2 separate regions of the Homo sapiens genome follow, and region 2 is linked to region 1. Evidence: chromatin loops called from intact Hi-C (ENCODE). Cell type or tissue: endothelial cell of umbilical vein. All regions are shown on one strand.

Region 1 (8,000 bases):
TCTTGTCTTCTTGGTTTATTTCATTAATTTGATCTTCAATCACTGATACCCTTTCTTCCACTTGATTGAATTGGCTACTGAAGCTTGTGCATGCATCACGAAGTTCTTGTGCTTTGGTTTTCAGCTCCATCAGTACATTTAAGGTGTTCTCTACACTGTTTATTCTTGTTAGCCATTCGTCTAACCTTTTATCAAGGATTTTAGCTTCCTTGCGATTGGCTAGAACATGCTCCTTTAGCTCAGAGAAGTTTGTTATTACCGACCTTCTGAAGCCTACTTCTGTCAACTCGTCAAAGTCATTCCTCTGTCCAGTTTTGTTCCCTTGTTGGGGAGCAGCTGCGATCCTTTGAAGGAGAAGAGGCGCTCTGGTTTTTGGAATTTTCAGCTTTTCTGCTCTGTTTTCTACCCATCTTTGTGGTTTTATCTACCTTTGGTCTTTGATGTTGGTGACCTACAGATGGGGTTTTGGTGTGAATGTCCTTTTTGTTGATGTTGATGCTATTCCTTTCTGTTTGCTACTTTTCCTTCTAATAGTCAGGCTCTTCAGTTGAAGGTCTGTTGGAGTTTGCTGGAGGTCCCCTCCAGACCCTGTTTCCCTGGGTATCACCAGTGGAGGCTGCAGTACACCAAATATTGCTGCCTGATCCTTCCCTTGGAAGCTTCATCCCAGAGGGGCACCCACCTGTATGAGGTGTCTGTTGGCCCCTACTGGGAGTTGTCTCCCAGTCAGGCTACACGGGGGTCAGGGACCCACTTGAGGAGGCAGTCTGTCCGTTCTCAGAGCTCGAACACCATGCTGGGAGAACCACTGCTCTCTTCAGAGCTGTCAGAGAGGGAAGTTTAAGCCTGCAGAGACTGTCTTTCTTTTGTTTAGCTATGCTCTGCCACAGAGGTCGAATCTAGATAGGCAGTAGGCCTTGCTGAGCTGCAGTGGACTCTGCCCAGTTTGAGCTTCCTGGCCACTTTGTGAGCATAAAACCGCCAACTCAAGCCTCAGCAATGGTGGACACCCCTTCCCTTGCCAATCTGCAGCATTGCAGGTCAATCTCAGACTGCTGTGCTAGCGGTGAGAAAGGCTTTGTGAGCGTGTGACCTGCCGATCCAGGCACAGGAGGGGATCTCCTGGTCTGTTGGTTGCTAAGACTGTGGGAAAAGTGCAGTATTTGGGCAGGAGTGTATCATTCCTCCAGGTGCAGTCTGTCATGTCTTCCCTTGGCTAGGAAAGGGAAATCCCCCAACTCCTTGTGCTTCCTCTATGAGGAGACACACTGCCCTGCTTCAGTTTGCCCTCCATTGTCTGCACCCACTGTCCAACTAGCCGCAGTGAGATGAACCATGTACCTCAGTTGGAAATGCAGAAATCACCCATCTGTGTCGATCTCTCTGGGAGTAGCAGACCAGAGCTGGTCCTATTTGGCCATCTTGGAAGCCTCCCTGTTGTTCTTTTTTTTTTTTTTTAGAGATGGGGTCTTATTATTTTGCCCCAGCTGAATTTTTACCTCTGGGTTCAGACAATCTTCCTGCCTCAGCCTCCTGAATAGCTGGGACTATAGTCATTCACTACCACACCCAACTCAATTTTGGAAGTTTTTAAAGTGCATTATCACTTTAAATATTTTTCTGCATCAAACTTTCTTTCCTTTTGGGATTCGGATGATGTGAATAGTAGGTCTTTTAATATTTTGCCACAAGTCTCTAAGATTCTGTTTATTGTATTTTTCTAGAATAAAATTTTGTTGTTCAGATAATTTCAAGTTTACTGATTCTTTCCTCTGTGATGACCATCCTCTATTGAGTCCATCCAGTGAGTTGCTATTTTGATTGTTGTATTTTTTTTAGTTCTAAAATTTTCATTTCATTCTTTTTTAATATTTAAGATTTTTGCAAACATAAGGTGTAATAAATTACATGTCCAAACCTATTCAAATCCTGCCCTGTTTGTGTCTACAAGTTCTAGTACTGCTGCTTTGGAAATCCAACTACCACCACCATTGGGTTTGCCAGCAGAATTATCTGAAGCAGCAGAAAGGTGCCCTCTTTCTCATTCTGTTGCCCAAGTCTTAATCCCATCTGGATCTAAATCATATTTTAAAATTCAGCTGCAAGCAGTCTGAGAAATGTCATTTTGTTTTAGTTTCCTGTTTCTGCATTATAGAAAGGCATAAGGAAAAGGGCTGTAAGGTTGTTGAGGTAGTTGCTCTGCAATGTCTGCCTTAGACATATAGGTGGTAGAAAGATGAATGGAAATGCCAGAATTCTTCATCCTATGAATAATGATATCATAAGTGTCATCAACCTCACATTTTGAATACTGCTTTTTTGATGATGTGTCTTTTTTGCATTAGTGAGTTAAACTCCTATCTTGAAATTGTTTCCAGAGCTTGTGTTTTCTCCTTTGAATAGTATTGATTATAATAATATTGTGATGATGAATGATCTGTTGTGCTTGAATAGTGGAAACAGTATTAAATACAGTCATGTATTGCATTACAGCATTTTGGTCAACAATGAACTGCTTACACTAAAGTGGTTGAATAAGATTATAACAGAGCTGAATAATTGCTATCACCTAGTGACACTGTAGCCATCCAAATGTAGTAGGGCAAGGCACTACTCACATGTTTATAGTGATGCTGGTGTAAACAAACCTACTGTGCTGCCAGGAATATATAAGTGTAGCACATACAGTTATGCATAGTACATAATACTTGGTAATGATAATAAACAACTATGTTACTGGTTTATGTTTTATTATATTATACTTTTTATTGTAATTTTAGAGTGCATTTCTTCTACTTATTAAAATCAAAAAAGCTAACTGTAAAACAGCCTCAGGCAGCTCCTTCGGGAGGTATTCCAGAAGAAGGCATTGTTATCATAGGAGATGACAGCTCCATGCATGTTACTACCTGTGAAGACCTTCCAGTTGGACAAGATTTGGAAGTGGAAGACAGTGATATTAATGATCCTGATCCCCTGTAAGCCCAGACTAATGTGTGTGTTTGTGTCTTAGTTTTTAGCAAAAAAGTTTAAAAAGTAAAAAAAAATGCCTAATAATAGAAAAACCTTATAGAATAAGTATATAAAGGAAAAAAGTGTTCGTGTTTTAAGCTAAGTGTAGTTATGAGAGAGTTAAAAAGTTAAAAAATTACGAAGTCTATGAAGAAAAAATTACAGTAAGCTAAGGTTAATTTACTACTGAAGAAAACTAAAAAGAATAAATTTAGCATAGCCTAAGTGTGCACAGTTTAAACATTACTGACACTACTGTAGTGTACAGTATTGTCCTAAGCCTTCATTCATTACTCACTCACAAATTCACCCAAGCCAATACTAGTTCTGTAACCTCCATTCATGGTAAGTGCTCTATTCAGGTATATCATTTTTAATATTTTATAACCTATATTTACTGTACTTTTTCTGTATTGAGCTATGTGTAGATACACACAAATACCATTTTGTTACAACTACCTACAAAATTCAGTTCAATCGCATGCTGTACAGATTTGCAGCCTATGAGCAATACCCTAGGAGCATAGTAGGCTACACAATCTAGGTTTATGTAGGTACACTCTGCGATGTTCACATGACAAAATAGCCTAACAACACATTTCTCAGAATATGTCCCTGTGCTTAAATGACTCATGACTGTAATAGTGAATCCAGTAGGTTGTTAAGCTGAGTAAAACCATTTATATTAAAAACATTCACTCTCAGCTAGAGCATTGTCATAGTGAAGAAAATAGTCCTGTGTGGCAGTTCCTGCCAAGTGCCTCACCCCAGACTTCCTGCAATGCCTCAATCATTAACTCAGTTATTTTTTGAACATTTAACATGCACAATGACTATGCACAATGTTATAACATTTAGAATTTATATTTATGTATTGCTTTATCACTCTTTTACAATGTGCCTTTCCGTTTATTTTATCTCATGTAATATTCACAACCAGTTTATTTTTCAAAAGAAACTGAGACCTAAAGACTTTACTAAGAATACTCACCAAAATGAATATGCTCCATTGGTTATTTGATTTTGTCAAATGTATTCACTATGATCAATGCCATTCATATTCTAAAATTTAATAAATTTTGTCTTTACTTGTTATTTTTTGATATACATGGTATTTGAATTATGTGGAAATGAGAACATTCTGATAAAGATCTTGTTACTTTCCTATGAATCAGAGGGGAAATGCTGTATTTTATAAGTAACGGCTATTATCCTCCAATGTTGAACAGCTTCCTCTAAAATATTTCTATAAAAATGGTACCTTACATTTCATCTTGCTCAAAATGCATTGGATAATATATTTCTCCCATTCAACAATGAGTCTACTTTATAAGTCACACACAAAACAGTTCATTATTTAGTGTTACACTCATAAATTTAGTCATGACAAAGTTGCCAGTGCTATATAATTTTATTTGGCTTAGATTATAAAGATTTTATATGTCATTGAATCCATCTATATTCTTTTGTCTTTTTGCGTTTCTTTTACTCACATAATCTATCAAAAGGGACAAAATATGATTGAGTGTTTATGTAATTCATAATTTTATATTTTGAAAAATTCTAACTTTTTCTAACCAAATATTTAAAAATGAAATTTATCTGCATACCAATCATCATATCTCTGAAACATTCTAATGGATTTTTCACAAAATAATTTTTTAAACCTAAAAGTTGATATAGTTCTGATTAAACAGTTTGTTAGCTTTCTTTTCTTGGTGTAAATCACCAAAATAAAGAGTCAAGGACATATGTTTCTCTCTCTCTTCCCATCCATCCATCCATCCATCCATCCCTCCCTCCCTCCCTCCCTCTCATTTAATCCATCACCCAGTTTTTACTTTTGTGGTGATTTGTGGCATTCTAGATGTTATTGAGGAACCAATGGTTATAAAATAGAAGATAGAGTTAAAGCAAGATAAATATGGCCTGAGAAAGACTCCATACTTCTATATTTGAGTCCTTGTGGATGAACTGTAACCTATCTTAATAGTCAGACACAATTGAAAACCTAACTTAATAGTAGGCACCTGTAACAATGGCTGAGTGTTGGCCAATCCCAGTGGCTATACCACTCATAGACTGCTGAATGTTCAAACTGCATTCAAATAAGGCAAACACCAAGCTGTAACCAATCTCACTGTTTCTGTACCTAATTTCCGATTCCTGTTTGTCACTTTAACTTTTTTGTCTATAAATTTGTTCTGACCACAAGGACCACGAGGCACCCCTGGAGTCTCTGTGAATCTGCTGTGATTCTGGGGGCTGCCCGATTTGCAAATCTTTCATTGCTTAATTAAACTCCTTTAAATTAATTTGGCTGAAGTTTTTCTTTTCTCAGATGGTGTCAGGAGTAGGATCCGAAGTGGAGCTTCCAGTGACCCCCAGAAGTGCTGAGTGAACACTCAAGATACCTGCAGGACTCACTTGTGTCCATTGATCTCTCAGAGCAGCTGGGGATCACGGTTAAGCTCCCTCTCAGATTTTGGAGCTCCACGGATTTGCGTTTTGAGCTCTCCGAGTTTCTTTGAGCAGATTTCTGATCCAAACTGGGTTTAGAGTTGTGACAGAAACTGGACTGGGTCCAAGAATGGATTTGATCTGGGAATTAACTGGTTTGAATCCAGTTAGAGGCCTCTTATATCTGACTAGGTCAGAAAGGAACTGGTAGTAAGCAGTATTTTGCAGGGTTTATAAAATTTGTCTTTTGAAAATTCACAGGAATTTTTCTGTTCTACCCCTTTTTTTCATTTTTCTTGTGCGCTTAGGTAGGAAAAAAACAATCATTGGCTAAGTTAATCAAGAGAACCTGAGAGTAAAGTCAATATTTTAGGTAAAAATGGGATCCTTAATTTCTGGAAAACTGAGTTCCTTCTGGCTTATACATTAGGTCTGGGAGGCAGCGAAGTCTTACAGAAACACCAAAATATTACTAAAGATAACTCACAGTGGAACATCAGAATGAACAACAATGCATTGAAGTACATTTGAAAATGAGGGCTCTCAGTAAAGTTCCTTTTGGCTAAGAATGGGTTTGGCACTACAGCATGTCAACTGCTATTCTCCTTGGAATAATCTGCCTTGCGCTCTTTCCTGACGGCTGCAGGTGACAGGATTAGGAATGTACAGGATTGTGGGACATAGGGAGCTTTTTCCTCCCTAAAAGGGGAAACATGAGAGATGATGACACTGCTGGAAAAGATCCCTTTGCTATAAAAAAGCAGCCACCTGAACTTTTCAGTGTCGCTGGAATGGGGGGTGATCTTCTCTGGCCTTTTTGCCTTCCCCACCCTGCCACAGGCAATGCTTTTCTCTCTCTCCTTTCCCTTTCTTATCTTGCCTATTGCTCAGGGCAACCATCTTGCCCAGAGACCACATGTTGAAACTCATGGTCAGAGGTTGGATTAATGATGATGGGGCCCAACCAGGGGCAAACTTAAGCCTTGCCAGTTTGATATTAAGTGCTAAGCAGAGTGGCTAATGTCTATGTTTTATCACACATATTTTACTCTGGCCAGAACAAAAAAATATAATTTTCCTTTATCATGCAGCTTGGCCCCATTGCAATGATACAGCAAGCTGAGTCACTAGGGCCGCTCAGGGAAAGGGAACCCAGAAGCCTGGCATGCTGGCAAAAGGGTAAGAATTTCTTACCAGTCAGATTTTTGGTTTCTCTCTCTCTGTACAGTTGAATGAATGGTAAAAATCACTGTTTATCTCTTCTGTAAGGTTTTGATTAATGTTGAAAAGAATTCTGAGGCTAGTCTTAAACTGATGTATTTGTACTATGAATTTGTTTTTCTGGGTTGAGGGGTACCTTAGGATAAAACATAGGCTTAGGCCCTCATAAGCTTGCTGCTCCAGACGGCCCAGCAAGCTGGTCAATAACAAACTTTCCTGCAAGTCCCTGAAACAAACAAAAAAACTAGATAGGGTCTCTGTCTTGTTTTAGGTCCTTGGGAACTTGACCTTATGACCACATGACAGTATTTTCTCTTGGATTCCACCTTCCAGGGAACAGGAATTTTGGGGTTTATGTCATAGTTAGCTCTAAAAATTATCTCGAGTAGTTAAAAGCCTTTGCAATTTCAAAAGGAACTACTCTATAGACTCCTGGGAAGGACAGTCGAGACTGCCCTGTGCTGTAGCTCAGTATCTAAGATTTTGGCCTTTCACACTGGTGGTCTGGGTTTGATTTCCTGCTTAGGAAGTAAGTCCTTTTTTGGTTTAATATCTGCATAACCTTGTCTTGTCTCTTCTCCACTATAAACTATCTTAAATTGTCTTTTCTCTGATCACCTGGGAGGTTACCTTTGACATTTTCTTTTGAAAATTCACTGGCCTGGCTAAAATCGGGTGGTAAGAAATTTTAAAAGGACTTTATTGAAGAGTGCTATGGTTAAAAGTCAGCTTAATTAAAAGTGGATATTCAAGCTCTAACAGCCTGGACGCCTTGGGAAAAACAGGAGGCAACTGAAACCCCTTTCCTGGCCCTGTTCTTCCAAGGGCTCCACCCTAAAGCCAATAACCAATTAAGAAACTTAAAAACCAGCAAATGAAACATTTTACAACTACTGAAGTAATCTTCTTCTGTCTGTGTAATTATATATGTGTTGTGTGTAATGTTTATATAAAAGAGCACTAATTAATTAATTGGCTTAAATAAAAATAAGCGCTTAAATCAAATATTTTGAAAACAAAATAAAAACTGTAATTCCTTTTAGTTTATGTAACTTTAGTAATCTTTAGGAAATAAAAACAGCTTTAAAGATTATTGATAAAATGAATACATTTTTGTCTAAATTATGCAGGTCAAATATTAGGTTTGCTAACTGCTTTTAGGTCGTCATAAACTGCTTTGACTTTTGAAAATTGTTCAATTTATTTTGGAGGCATTAAGTTCTAAATAAGACCAGGAGATATATGGAATTAGCCATGCCCCCTAGCTATGCAAAGAATGTTATAAAGAAAAGAGATTTTATATAAGA
Region 2 (8,000 bases), 130 kb after region 1:
ACTGTGCTGTGCAATAAATTACCAGAACTTATTCCCACTGTCTAACTGAAACTTTGTACCATTTGACGAACATTTTCCCTTTTCCTACCCATTTCCTGCCGCCTCCTCTGCTTCTGGTAACCACCATTCCACCTTCTACTTCTTTGAATTTGACTTTTTTAAGATTCCACATATAAGTGAGATTATGCTGTATTTGTCTTTCTGTGCCTGGCTTATTTCACTTAGCATAATGTTCTCTAGATTTATCCATGTTGTTACAAATGACAGAATTTCAATTTTTTTTTTTTTTTTTAGATGGAGTTTTTCTCTTGTTGCCCAGGCTGGAGTGCAATGGCGCGATCTCAGCTCACCGCAACCTCTGCCTCCCAGGTTCAAGCAATTCTTCTGCCTCAGCCTCCTGCAGAATTTCATTTTTTTAAAGCCAGATAGTATTCTATCATTTACCTATACCGCATTTTTAAAATCCATTCATTCATTGATGGGTACTTAGGTTGTTTCTATGTCTTGCTATTGTGAATAGTGTTGCAATGAATTTAGGAATACAGGTATCTCTTTAACATACTGATTTTAAGTACTTTGGATATATACCCAATGATTGCTGGATCATATGGTAATGCTATTAATATTTTTAGTGTTTTGAGAAACCTCCATACTGTTTTCAAAAATGGCTGAACTAATTTACATTCCCACCAACAGTGTCCAAGGTTTCCTTTTCTCCACATCCTCACCAATACTTATCTTTCATCTTTTTGATAGTAGCCATTCTAACACGTGTGAGGTGATATCTCATTGTGATTTAATTTGCATTTATCTGATGGTTAGTGATGAGCATTTTTTCATAATCTGTCAGCTACTTGCATGTCTTAAGAAATCTCTAGTCAAAGAAAAAAGTTTAGACTTGTGCAGAAATAATGATGATACTAAGAATTATGAGATACGTACAACATAAGAGATTCCCACATGGAGTCTTCAAAAATCAGAAGAGAGATAAAACCTTCACAGGTTAGATGATCAGGGAAGAGTAGATGGGTTAAGTAGAATTTGCATGGCTTTGCACCTCGACAGTGCCTATAAAAAGCTTTCTATTACCTGACATACATTTGTGACGCTGTCTGCACTTAGTAATGTTTACTCTCTTTCTGTTTTAAATACATTTTGTTTTCGATGTTTTACTTTCCACTATAATGTTTGTAATATGGATTCTTCTTATTTCACTATTTGGGATTTATTGTCCTTACTAAATCTACAATTTATATACTCTTTATCAATTCTAAAAAGCTTAGTCATCGTCATTTTGAAAATAATCTCTCTGTAGCTGCCACGGAGAATTCTAAACAAATGTATTTGAAAGTATTTTATTCTTATCTTTCATGCTTTTAATTTTATAATTTCACGTTATGTCTCTTGGTTTCGTTACAGGAATCTTCTTTCAGTTCACTAATTGTATCAGTTTATCACTGCTGCATAACAAACCATTCTGAAACTCAGCAGCTTAAAACAATGAGTATGTATTACTATTGCTCATGAACCAAGTCAGCAGGCTGATCCTTGTGATCTCAGTTAGATTCACTTAGGTGTCTGAAGGAAGCTGTGGGTTGGCTTTGCAGATTTTGGCTGGTTTTAGCCAAAATGTCTGGGGTCTCAACTAAGATGACTCAGCTCTTCTCTGGGTACTCTCTCATCAGGCTAGCCTAGGCATATTCTCATGGTGGTTATGGGGCTGTGATAGAGCAGGACCATTGAGGCCAAGTCTCAAGCTCCTATCAGGTTTCATTATTATTTTTGTGAACCCTACATATGTTGCCTTTGCAAACATCACTTCATTAAAAAGTATAAAAATCATGTTTTACAATGGTATTGGTAGAAAGATTAATATGATCCAAGCTACACTTATTACTGTAACTTCATCTTTTTTCTCCTACTTAATTAATTGTTATTATTATTTTTGGAGATAGGGTCTCACTCTGTTGCCCAGGCTGGAGTGCAGTGGCATGATCTTGGCTCACTGCAGCCTTGACCTTCTGGGTTCAAGCCATCCTTCCACCTCAGCCTCCTGAGTAGCTGGGTCTACAGGTAAGGGCCACTGGGCCTGGCTAATTTTTACACCTTTTTTTTGTGGAGATAAGGTCCCAGTCTCACTATGTTGCCTAGGCTGGTTTCAAACATGTAGGTTAAAATGATCATCCCACCTCGGTCTCCCAAAGTGCCGGAATGATAGACATGAGCCACCACATCTAGCATTTTTTCTACTTTAAAATAAATTAATATTAAAACACTTTTATGGGCCTCTGAAAGTACTATGGTCCCCAGAAATTTTAGGAATTGTGACATTCATGCCTAATGAATGTCAGCCCTGCATGCTATCACTTCTGCCACATTCTCTTGGTCAAAGCCAATCGAAAGGCAAGCCCAGACTTTAAGACTAGGAAAATAGACTCCACTAATTTAATGAGCTCTGCAAAGTCACACTGCAGAGGGTTTAAATATAGGGAGGGATGAAGAGTTGAGTTCATTTTTTAATCAATCTACCACATCAATTCTCTCTTCCTGTATATTTAATCTATTTAGTTCATCTGTTATTTTTGTTTCTTGCTTTTTTTTGGTTCAAGTTTTTGTTTTCTTTCATTTCCAAACACATTTAAAGTATGCTTATTTTGTATTTTGATTCTAATAAATGTAATACCAAAAAACTTACAAGGCAAATTGTTCGTGTGTGTGTGTGTGTGTGTGTGTGTGTGCACGTGCGTGCTAGCTCTTGCTCTTGGGAGTTTATTTTTTTATAATTTGGTAACTTTGATTTGATGGTGGGTCCATTTCCCTCTGCTTTTGTCCAATGCCCAGGATATTAAACACAGAACTATGTAAAGTTTATTTCTCAGTTTAGAGGTTCTTGGTCATGCATTGACCAAGTATGTAATATGAATTCAACTGCCAGTCTACCTGGATGCAGCTAATCTTCAGGGAAGATGTTTTTCCCTTACCTGGAACTGAGGCACAGAGACTTGAGTGAACCCACAAATAGCTAATGATGGGGTAGGGTTCCCTAGGCAGACATGATTGAGAAAGGCATAAAAGATCCAACAGAGATTTTCTGGATAATACTATGTCTTACACCTGGTGTCAAATAATAAAAGAAAGCCTTCCAGAGCAAAAACAATAACAACAACAGCAATAACAACCACAGTAACAAACCAAGACTAAACTATTAACTTGTCAGGGAAGGAAACACATGCTAATGAGGAAATTCAATTAATAGAGTTATTTGCTGAAGGGGAAAAGTCAGAGGTTTTTATATACTGCAGAGAAGGAGTTCATAATTATACTAAGCATGGAAAACTAGCACTCTGGAGAGGACAGAGTGAGTCCATAGGTCTGTGTACACTTGGCTAAAATAGTCTCATTGTTCATTTTTCATAATAGTGTCTTCAATTAGGTTCAGCAAAGATCTGGCATCCAGGTCACTCAAAGTTCAGGAAAATATCAAGCTATTTAGAGCCAGCTGTGATAAAATACAAAAGTCAGTTTTGATATCTCCTAGGCAAGTGCTGCTGGAAGTGGGAAACTTATTCATACTGGCCTGAGGAAGATATTGTATGAAAAGTAATATAAGCCATTCCCTTGGACTCTGCCTTGCTACTCAAAATATGGACTATGGATCAGAGCATAGGTATGACTTTGGTAGTTGCCAACAGTATAGATTGTTAAGACTTCACCCCAGCTCCACTCTGAGTCAGAATCTGTATTTTATTAAAGTCCTCAGTTTTTTCATACACACACTAAAGGGGGGAAGAACAAACTTTAAAATAGGATTTTAGAAAAGTGGTTTTCCAACTTGGTGTATAACAGAATCAACAAGAGAATTGGAGCCACGGATTCACTGGGTTCAGATAGGACCCAGACCTTTCTATTTTTACCAAGCTTCCCAGGAGATTCTGATACCTACCAAAGCTGGAGAACCATGATTTTAGAACATGCTTCTCTTACTCAGGATCCATAAATGCAAAATTAGTAAGAAGCATATTCTCTGAGAGTAAAGCTCTGGTTTTATCCAAGAATCAAACCAAATGCACAATTTCACTTGGAATTTAAGCATTATAATTACAGAGTCACCAGGATTTTTAACACCTAGAATTTCCATCACCTAAAAACACATCCAGCATAAGTAAGATTTTTTTCCCATAAGAACACTGTAAGAAAAAAAATACTGCATCTGTGAGAATATTCCAATGAAGATAATCCTCTATTAAGAAACAAATAAATTCTCAATTCTTTGGAAATGGTGGAAATAGTTAGCTATTATAACTGTTTATGAGAGCAGAGAAATGACTGAATCTTAGCTTGTAAGAAATTTCTCCATGTACTTATCAAGCCATTAATTTTCTTAATAAATTAGAAATTTCCTTTTACAATTAATAAAAACTGGCTTTAGTTACCAAGGTTTCTTTTAAGAAAGGTAAATTTTGGTGCTTCATATTTGAAATCAATTTCAACAAAAAAAAGACAAGTTTTTTTCACAACAGTTCTCTCTAAGGCACCCTGATATTGGCATCAGAAAGAATGAGGTCATGTGCTTTTAATAAACCCAAAAGCTATCAAATGTAGAAAATTATTTGGTTATTTCCTTTACTGGATACAGAACCTTATATGTATTAGTCATTTAATTATGAGTTCAGAAATGAATTTGTGATGCTAGGAGAACAATATTCATTAATAATTAGGGAAATGAGCAATGCAGAAAGTTTTCTAATAGGCCCAACCCTTCTATTTCCTGCACAGTAAATATTTGTGAAGGAAATATGCTGTAATAAGATAAGAGGTTCAGTAGAAGCACATCTGTAATTTCTCCCTGAATAATTCAGACTCAACATGACATTGGCAACTGTTTAAAGAAATATATTTAATCCTAGATGGTTGTTATAATATAGTGCTTATACCAGAAAATCCTCAGCTTGCTTTTCTAAAGCATTACATAATGTGATCCTTTATAACCAAGACCATCATTTTACATCTGAGGAAAAATATGAAGGCAAAACCAAGAAACTTAACTATTTGCAGATATGAAAGAAAAACATATTCTTTTGACTTTTCGTTTTGTTTGGTTTTGTTTTTGAGACAGAGTCTTGCTCTGTCGCCAGGCTGGAGTGCAATGGCGCGAACTCAGCTCACTGCAACCTCCACCTCCCCAGTTCAAGCGATTCTCCTGCCTCAGCCTCCTGAGTAGCTGGGACTACAGGCATGCACCACCATGCTCGGCTAATTTTTTGTATTTTAGTAGAGACGGGGCTTCACCATGTTGGCCAAGATGGTCTCGATCTCCTGACCTCATGATCCACCCGCCTAGGCCTCCCAAAGTGCTGGGATTACAGGCTTGAGCCGCCACGCCCAGCCTTCCTTTGACTTTTAATGCAAATATATTTCCAATAAAGTTTCTAGCATTTGATTTGTATTTGAACAATACGTTTGTCAAAAGAACTGGGTTATTATGAAGAAGAATAAAAAGCTGTAAACGTGTATACTTTTCGATTTGGTATTCCAGATCAAAGCCTTTTAGCCTAAGGAAATAATAACATGTATAAAGACGTATGTATAAGAATATTTATTGCAATGCTAAGAAACAGTAAAAAATTAATCAGTAACTTTGACTTCCAACTTCAGTTAAGGAAAGGTCAATCATGTTAACTGATAAGAAAATGTAGAAGGAAATTGACCCCATTGTCTATATAGGTTCACATACAAAATATTTTCATAAAGTTTTAATTAGTCATTAATGATTTAGTGGCAGAAAATTTATTCTGGATAACTTAAAAATAATTCTTTTATCAGAATAAGAGTGATATGTCCCAGAAATAGCATGAGAAGATGGATACTACTTTTGAGCTGCAAGTGCCTAAGTGTTTCATGAGATTTCAGTTCTTTTGGGCTACGGAAATAGTGTCTTCAAGAAAACCTATCTAAACCTCAGCGGGCAAGAGGCCCTATTAGACATCTAGCTTATGTGAATATTAATAAAATAATGGAAACAAATATTCAAAGTAGGGTATTAAACTGTGGTATAACTCTTCAGCGGAATAGTATTAGCTATTTAAAATTCTTTTAGAAGACTTTCAAAACATGGGAAGAGTTTCATCATGAAATGTTGGGTTTAAAAGAAAGGATGTTAAAAATAATATGTTCAGCATAATCTAAAACTTATAACAATATATCTATATATAGACAACAAGCGGTAAACCTATATGCACTAAAATGCTTATAGTAATTATCTCTTGGTGGCAGGATTAGAGATTTTTTTGCTTCTTTAAGGAGAAGTAGAGTAGCACATTTATTATCTACTGTTGCTATAACAAATTACCACAAAGTTAATAGTTTAGAACAACACAAATTTATCTCACAGTTCCATAGTCAGAACTCTAGGAGGCCCAGCTCGTTTCTCTGCTCTGGGTTCCATGATGCCAAAATCAAGGTGCTAGTCAGCTAGGGCTCTTACATGAAGGCTCTGAAGAAGAATCTACTTTAGGCTCATTTAGGTTGTTGAAAGAATTCAGCTTCTTGTGGCTGTAGGACTCAGGTCCCCGTTTCCTTGCTGGCTGTCAGCCAGGGTTGTTCTCAACTTCTAAGGACTGCCACACTTTCCGGCTCATGGCTACTTTCATCTTCACATCCAGCAACAGTGGGTGAGGTCTCATGATTTACACCTTTCCTGACTTTTTATTCCATGGCATCTCTCTGACTGAATCCAGCTGGAGAAACTTCTCTGCTTTTTAGGCCTTGAGGAAATTAGATTGGATCCACTTGGATAATCCATGAACCTGTTAAATGCCACTGATTAGCAACCTTAATTCCATCTGGAAAGTCCCTTCCTCCATTAACATAACATACTCACATAACATAACAATACTCACAGGATCCATGGACTAGGGTAGAGACACATTTGGAGAGTGATTTTCTGGCCTACCACAATAGTGTAATGGTAATGGTATGGGCTTAGAGACATGTAATAAATAGACCTTGTTTTTATTTCAAAAGCTGCCATTCAATATATGTAGACCTTGTTATGTCATCCATGTCTCAGTTTTCTTGTGTACAAAATGAGGATAGTAAATATATTGATTTCACTGGATGTTTCTGAAAATTAAATCAGACACTATAATAAAAGCATATGCTGCAATTCTCAGTAAAGATTAGCCATGATATTGACATTTTTACTCTTGATACATTTCCATCTTTTCTACAATGAACTTATTTTAGAAATCATGAGAAAATCAATACAAATTTATTTTAAAGGCACGACTATTTAATTTCATTCATATGGTTATGTCTGTTGGAGAACCTATATTTTCCCATCCTTAAAATAACTTTTTCCTGTATTGCTTACTACCTGGAATTGATCTTCCATTTCAAATATATACATTGAAATATATATATACATTTATTTCCTCTGTCACCCAACTAGAGCAAGTGCTGGTAAAATATCAGTCTTGTTCCCTGCTGTATCTTTAGTGTTTAGAAAAATTCCTGATACTTAGTTGGTACTTTATAAATATATGTTAAATAAATTAACTTTTAATACATACATACAAACAAGAGCCTAATTTTACAAAATTTTGGATTACTTAGCAATTTTTCTTTAATATAAGTTTCCCAAAAGAAGAAAGTCTTTGTATTTTTATGCTGAAGTTTTTGAAAGTTTAAATTTTCCCTCATCTAAAATGTTCTTCCCAGTTAGCATATTTAAAATGTATTTGTTCTTATAAAACCTTCCAGTTTCAGGCAAGAGAGGTAAATCTACTCAATAATAAAAAATCACCTTGTTTTCTTTCTTTTCTTTTTTTTTTTTTTTTGACAAGGTCTCACTTTGGAGTGATGTGGTGGCATCTTAGCTCACTGTAACCTCCACCTCCCAGGTTCAAGCGATTCTCCCACCTGAGCCTGCAGAGTAGCCGGGATTATAGGCGTGAGTCACTGTGCCCAGCTAATTTCTTTGTATTTTTAGTAGAGACAGG

Evidence for each region. A loop is a pair of places that touch in the nucleus more often than their neighbours do. Peaks named below come from ENCODE experiments on the same cell type or tissue, not always from the same donor. Only the 100,000 strongest peaks of a DNase experiment are listed, where the experiment ranks them.
Region 2: a loop joins it to region 1, with 14 times the contacts of the local background. A loop is called at or near these places in 5 of 110 quality-filtered maps.

What each region holds. Positions count from the first base shown.
Region 1 is chr5:40,329,340-40,337,339 of GRCh38, reverse strand. No RefSeq gene overlaps it. Among named protein-coding and RNA genes, the nearest start is that of LINC00604, 93 kb to the right of the region's middle. In endothelial cell of umbilical vein, no CTCF peak of the experiment used is centred here; DNase peaks (open chromatin) are centred at 3,729 and 4,149; H3K27ac peaks cover 1,998 bases.
Region 2 is chr5:40,199,812-40,207,811 of GRCh38, reverse strand. No RefSeq gene overlaps it. Among named protein-coding and RNA genes, the nearest start is that of LINC00604, 37 kb to the left of the region's middle. In endothelial cell of umbilical vein, no CTCF peak of the experiment used is centred here; DNase peaks (open chromatin) are centred at 3,471 and 4,721; H3K27ac peaks cover 2,776 bases.